Linked DNA regions of Mus musculus: region 1 is linked to region 2. Evidence: chromatin loops called from intact Hi-C (ENCODE). Cell type or tissue: left cerebral cortex. All regions are shown on one strand. Links, peaks and the distances in the headings refer to the core of each region. The heading gives the core; the rest is flanking DNA. Region 1 holds the start of Ddx39b (DEAD box helicase 39b). Region 2 holds the start of D17H6S56E-5 (DNA segment, Chr 17, human D6S56E 5).

The links. A loop is a pair of places that touch in the nucleus more often than their neighbours do. Peaks named below come from ENCODE experiments on the same cell type or tissue, not always from the same donor. Only the 100,000 strongest peaks of a DNase experiment are listed, where the experiment ranks them.
Region 1: it touches region 2 in a loop (4-fold over the local background); 12 of 42 quality-filtered maps call a loop at or near these places.

The regions. Positions count from the first base shown.
Region 1 is chr17:35,240,229-35,243,128 of GRCm38, forward strand. It overlaps Ddx39b (DEAD box helicase 39b), which reads left to right and starts at 1,518. Exons shown (of 11, transcript NM_019693.3): 1 at 1,518-1,624; 2 at 2,885-2,900. It overlaps LOC115488830 (a small nucleolar RNA gene), which reads left to right and starts at 2,450; the gene lies at 2,450-2,526. In left cerebral cortex, for the core only: CTCF peaks have their summits at 1,443 and 2,398; DNase peaks (open chromatin) are centred at 1,275, 1,466, 1,820 and 2,485; H3K4me3 peaks cover 2,149 bases; H3K27ac peaks cover 2,500 bases.
Region 2 is chr17:34,999,709-35,002,608 of GRCm38, forward strand. It overlaps D17H6S56E-5 (DNA segment, Chr 17, human D6S56E 5), which reads right to left and starts at 1,038. Exons shown (of 2, transcript NM_033075.3): 1 at 459-1,038. The coding sequence starts at 465. It overlaps Vars (valyl-tRNA synthetase), which reads left to right and starts at 1,199. Exons shown (of 30, transcript NM_011690.3): 1 at 1,199-1,524; 2 at 1,704-2,122. The coding sequence starts at 1,736. In left cerebral cortex, for the core only: no CTCF peak of the experiment used is centred there; DNase peaks (open chromatin) are centred at 1,225, 1,292, 1,929 and 2,335; H3K4me3 peaks cover 2,072 bases; H3K27ac peaks cover 1,201 bases.

The DNA of each region.
Region 1 (2,900 bases), core at 321-2,820, 240 kb after region 2:
GGGTCTGCATTCAAATCCTCCAGCAGGAGAATTGAGAGCTTGAGGCCAGTCTATATAACTGCTCAAACTCAGTAACAGAGAAAGGAAGAAAAAAATGGCAAGACAGATGAGGGGCACTCACCTTGCTGTGGCCCCAGTGGCCCAGGTTTTAAGCATTGTTAAAATCACAGCCAGCTGTTAAGACAATCCCTTCCTGCCCTGGCTACCTTAACGAGGACTGTCAGCATGGCCATTTTGAATCTTCTATAAAGTCTTTGAGGAAACCACACAGCTAATGGCTCAGCCAGGATTGTTTCTGTCCTCTCTCTCCTCCCCCAGTGGAGGGTGGAACTTCCCATAGTCCAGTAGCAGGAAGATGTGTTATCACTGATGCCAAAGGGACAATATTATGATTGGTGCAAACACAAGTCTTCATTTGCACGAGTTTGCTGTTTGCTGTGTTTGGTGCAAACACCCTTTGCTGGCTGTAAAGCAGAAAGTTTGGCTCACTTGGGTCAGCTGGGACAAACCTTACTATGCTACCCTCCACAATGTCACATTAGGTCCAGTAACAGGAAGACAGTGGCTAAGAGCCCGCCAACTAGGTCACTAGGAGAGTTCCTGGAAACGCTTCAAAGCTAAAGGCCCAGGTACCGCACTTTCTGGAGCTACAGTTCGTAATAAGTTACCAGGGCCGAGGAATTCCCACTCCTCTCTGATTTATACAAAACCCGCCGGCCTGCTGCTTAGGGCTGCCAAATGCGGAGGGATCAAAAGCTACCAAGCCCCAGCCCAGAGAGCTTATGCGTTGAGCAGGACACAGCCAGCTGGTTGGCAACACTGATACTTAGTGTTACTTTGTATTAATATTAAGTGTCCTTAATAGGGAAAGCCCGAGCTTGTGTTTATGTAGCAAGGCAACAGGACAACACTTCTGCTATATGTAACATCTCAAAGGGAATACCACATGGGGGGAGGGGGATGTCCAGGCTGAATAATGGAACTGAGATTATTCTGCTGCTCTAGTTAGCAAGAATTATGGAAAGGTGCATAACCTCAAACCCCACCATTTATTTAGCACCTAGACAGAATGTAAGCCTCCATCTTTCGATATAATTTTGGGTAAATCCTGCCTATTCTCTGCACGACTGTAATGGGCGTGGTCACGTGTCCCCCTCCCCTCCAGCAGAGGCCCGAGTTAGCCGCTCTCGGGTCACCTTGACTACGAGGCTAAGGACCCCGTGAGAAACGCTTCTCATTCGATCGCGGAGTCCTCCATGCCCACAGAGAGGTGCCCAGGGAGAAGCCTGGCGTGGCAAACAAAACTAAAGTAGAGCCGACCGTCGGAGGGTGTTGCATAAGCGTAGAAGAACAAAATGGAGAGCTCTGCGGGGGAAGACGTGAGTTTCCTGTCGCGCTCTTGCTACTGGCGACCGGAGGAGGCGTCGTCTGAAGCTTCATTTCAAGTGGGCGTTCTGCAAAGCCAGCCGCGGAGCGCGCGCGGCGAAAGCCTGCTTCCGGCTCCTTGCGCGTGCGCCCTGGCGGCCGGGAAGGCGGGAGGCCGGGGCGAGCCTGGAACCGGAAGTGAAGGCAGCTTCCCGCCTCCGTCCCCGTTGCTGCCGCCATACACGCTCGCAGTGCTTAGGTAAGCTTTGGCCCTGTGCACCATCCACCGCCATCTGCTTCTCCCGCGGCTCGCCCCGCCGCGCGGGTCCCTGATACCCGGTGCCGGGCCGGCGCCGTGGCCGCCGGCGCGCAGGCGGGCGTCCAGTTCTGTTGTCTTCACCCCTTTCTGAGAGCAGATCTTGGCGGGGAGCTGGGAGACAAGGGGGGAACGATCCAAAATGGTGGCCTCGGCCGCCATTGTGTCTCCGCGCTTCCTGGGTGTTCCAGTGGGTCCTCTGCCCACCCGGGGCCGCGGCGGCCGGAGGCGGCGCCAGGAGGAGGGCGGGGCCCCTCGCATCTCCCCTCCGGGCCTTTTCTTGCTCGCCCAGGGATGGGAAGATCTCGCTCCGGGGCCCGTCCAGCCCTTTGACCCCGCTTTCGCTGCCTTATTTGGAGCTCTCTGTGAATGGCTGCCTCTGTGCGTGGCCGATGGTGTCGCGCACTTCTGGGGAAGCTTTTCCGAGAGCACTGCAAGGCGTTCCTTTCTAAGGCCACCCGGCTCACACTCTTAATCCTGCATCGTTCTCAGCTGTGACCTTAATTCCTTAGTGCGACTTTTAAAATTAACTTTGGCAGCGCTGAGCCGAACCTTGCGGCCTCTCGCGTTACTAAGCAAGCACTGCCATTGAACTGCACACACCCATCTTTTTCAAAACAAAAAAATTTTTTTTTTCTTGAAATGGAGCCATTCATACACTTCCCACCCTCCGCCCCGCACCACCCTCCTTCCTGCTTCTGTTCCCCGGTCCAGGTGTGCGCCGCTGGGACGGCCACTCGGGGGTTTCTGAGCAAGAGAATAGCGGCAGCCACATGATGTTTGCATTTGGGAAGTGAGCGCTCTGCGCAGTGCTGACCCTTATCTATCACCCTTGACTGATGGCTGACGTTGGGGATCACCACCGTGAGGTGGCAGGAGAAAGCGCAGTCTCTGTCTTCCCTTGTCCTTTGTGTCTCAACCCTCGTGTGAGTCGTTAGTCACGCTCATTTTACTGCGGTCTCCCAGTTGGCTCCTGCCTGTCGAAGTGTGTGTTACAAAGTCTGGTTAGCGGTGGAGCCCACTCTGTCTCTCCCGTCTGGTGTTCCCGTTTCTTATGTCATGAGTCTCTTTGTTAACTCTTCTTTCGGGACAAAGGTTTCACAGTTTAGGGAAGAATAGGACGGGTGTAGGGATCGACGAGAAGTGACGAGTCCATTCGTGACTGATGAGTTTTTCCGGTTTTTTTGTTGTCCCCTCTCCCAGCTCTTCTGTCGGAAAC
Region 2 (2,900 bases), core at 195-2,694:
TCTTGGTTTTTCGAGACAGGGTTTCTCTGTGTAGCTCTGGCTGTCCTCGAACTCAAGAAATCCGCCTGCCTCTGCCTCACACTCATAAGTGCTGGGATTAAAGGCATGCGCCACCACTGCCAGGCTAGCAGTGGCCTCTCAAAAGCACTGCGAACTTATGTTTTCCCTCTAGGTTTGAGCTTTAGTAGACCAGCTGGAGTGCTTCTGCCTTTGGGTCCCCTGCCCTTCCTTCACGTGACTCCATGTCAGGCAGTGAGCGCTCAGCACCTAGAGCCCCTTTCCTGTTTTACCTGGGTTAGATCCGAGGATCTTCCGCGAACTGGCGGTGCACTCCGTTACCAAAAGCCTGACATGGCCTTGAGCACACCCCATCAGTACGCTTTCTAAAAGCATAAGATAAATACAAGCAAGAGACGCGGAACGCACGGTGCATTTACCAACGCCAGGGAATTACCAACCTTTCATTCCCTACAGCAACAGCTCCCAGCAGCCAGGCACTGCTTGTGAAAGACCCCCAAGCTGGGTAGTCAATCACTCTGAGGAGACCCTCCCAAGGATCAGCGAGGCCACGATTCGGATGCAACAGCAAAAGGCTTTATTGGGAACACGGGTACCCGGGCGACTCAGTCTATCGGATGACTGGCGCGCCGAGTGTGGAGTACTTACCCTTCTTATAGGGCTAGGGCTGGGGGGCAAAAAGCGCGGGTACAGAAGCGAGAAGCGAGCTGATTGGTTAGTTTAAATAAGGCTTGGGGTATTTCCCGGTCATTTGGGGAACCTGAAACTGAGGTGGGACTTTCCAGAAACTGTTGCTGGTTTCGCTTTATCTGAGTACCATCTGTTCTTGGCCCTGAGCCGGGGCCCAGGTGCTTGACCACAGATATCCTGTTTGGCCCCTGTCCCGGTATTATTCAGCCTTATTCTTTAACTAAACTTCCTTGTAACTTTTGAGAACTCAGCTCTGGTACTTTATCATGCCTTGCAAAATGGCGTTACTGCAGCTAACTTGCTAAGCCTTATGGTGGGGTCTTTCACTTGGAGCAGCCCGAGATTCTGCAGCTCGCCCTGCAAAAGGCGGAAACCTGGGACCAAGCACGCACTCCAGACACTAGGGCTTTCGTTTTCCCGCGCTCTAGACACGAAGACCCCGGGCTGCCCGCGGCGGCGCCTGACCCGAGGGCCACGGGCTGCCCGCGGCGGCGCCTGACCCAGACCCAGGCTCGTCCCGGCACGCGGGTTCCCGTCTCCGTGCTGCACGAGCCACTCTGGCCCCTGCTTGACCCGTCCGGCAGCGGTGGGCCGCGCACGGACCCTCGGGATCGCGCACGCACAGGCGGGGCCCGGCAGCCCTGCGAGGACCCGAGTCCGGAAACGTGCGCTGTCACAAAGGGGGGGACACGTGGGTGCCGCTGTCCCGGCCGCGTTCTCCCGCAGCGGGAGAGCTGCCTCCGCTGCCCGCCACCTCCACCCCGGCCGCCCTGTGGGGCCGCGGCCGTAGCCGGCCGAGTGTGATCGCCGCCTTCAGTACGTACACGCGGCGCGGCCTCCCCTCTCCAACCCGAGGGGGCGGGCGATCGGGGTCCCGCCTCCTCCTCTAGGCGCTGCTGGCGGCTGCTCGGCCAGGCCTAGGGTCCGGCCGGGCGCCTGCGTACCTTGCAGCACGTGCTCAGGTCCCCTCCTCAATCTGCCGGGTCTCTCCTCAGGTCACTGCACCGCGTTCGGACCCTGCACAGCCATGTCCATCCTCTACGTCTCTCCTCACCCCGACGCCTTCCCCAGCCTCCGAGCCCTCATCGCTGCCCGATACGGGGAAGCTGGTGACGGTCCCGGGTGGGGAGGCCCTCACCCCCGCATCTGCTTGCAGCCTCCCCCGAGCAGCCGGACTCCATTCCCTCCGCCTCGCCTGCCCGCCCTGGAGCAGGGACCTGGCGGCCTGTGGGTGTGGGGGGCCCCGGCTGTAGCTCAGCTGTTGTGGCCTGCAGGCCTGGGGGGACCCGGGGGCAGCCGGGCAGCTGTCCTGGTCCAGCAGTGGGTCAGTTATGCTGACACGGAGCTCATACCCGCTGCCTGCGGGGCGACCCTGCCTGCCCTGGGACTTCGAGGTCCTGGTCAGGATCCCCAGGTGAGAGGGAAGAAAAAGGGAGAAATTCTGACTACACAAACAGGATTGGGAAGAATCCCACGAAAAAAGTCGGTTGTCAGGCGGTCGCATCTCTGCCTGCCACCTGGTGTAGTAACTTTGGGAACACTTTTTCTCGAGCCTTGGTCTTCTATGTCTGAGAATGCAAGATGATGAAATCTCTTCCTTCCTCCGGGGGTGTGATACATGAGCGCCCGGGAGTGGAGCGTGGTTTTGCTGTTTTCACTACGTTTGGAGTGTGTGTGTGTGTGTGTGTGTGTGTGTGTGTGTGTCTTTAAATTAGGTCTCGCTCTAACTGAATGGCTCGGAACGAACGCACTGGTGTGCCAAGCATTCCCAAGTCTGTCTTTGGGTTTCTGTTGCCATGTTTAAAACAACATGACCAAAAGCGCCTTGGGAAAGAAAGGAATTGTTTCAGGTTACAGCTCTCCATCACTGAAGGAAGTCAGACCAGTGACTGGAAGCAGAAACAAAAAGAGGCCGTGCAGGACCGATACTTTCTGGCTCACTTTCCACAGCTTGTTCAGCCTGCTCTTTTATACCGTCCAGGGCTGCTTTGCCAGGGGTGGTATCCCCTACAATGGACTGGCCCTCCACATAATCATTAGTTAAGAAAACGTCCCCACACGCTTACCCACAGGCCAGTCTGGTGGGGACATTTTCCCAATTGAGTTTCCCACTTCGCACGGGCCACTGGCTTAGGTGAGGTTGACAAGGCCCTGGTTGGCAAGTGTGACAGGGATGCAGGATGTGAGCGGTT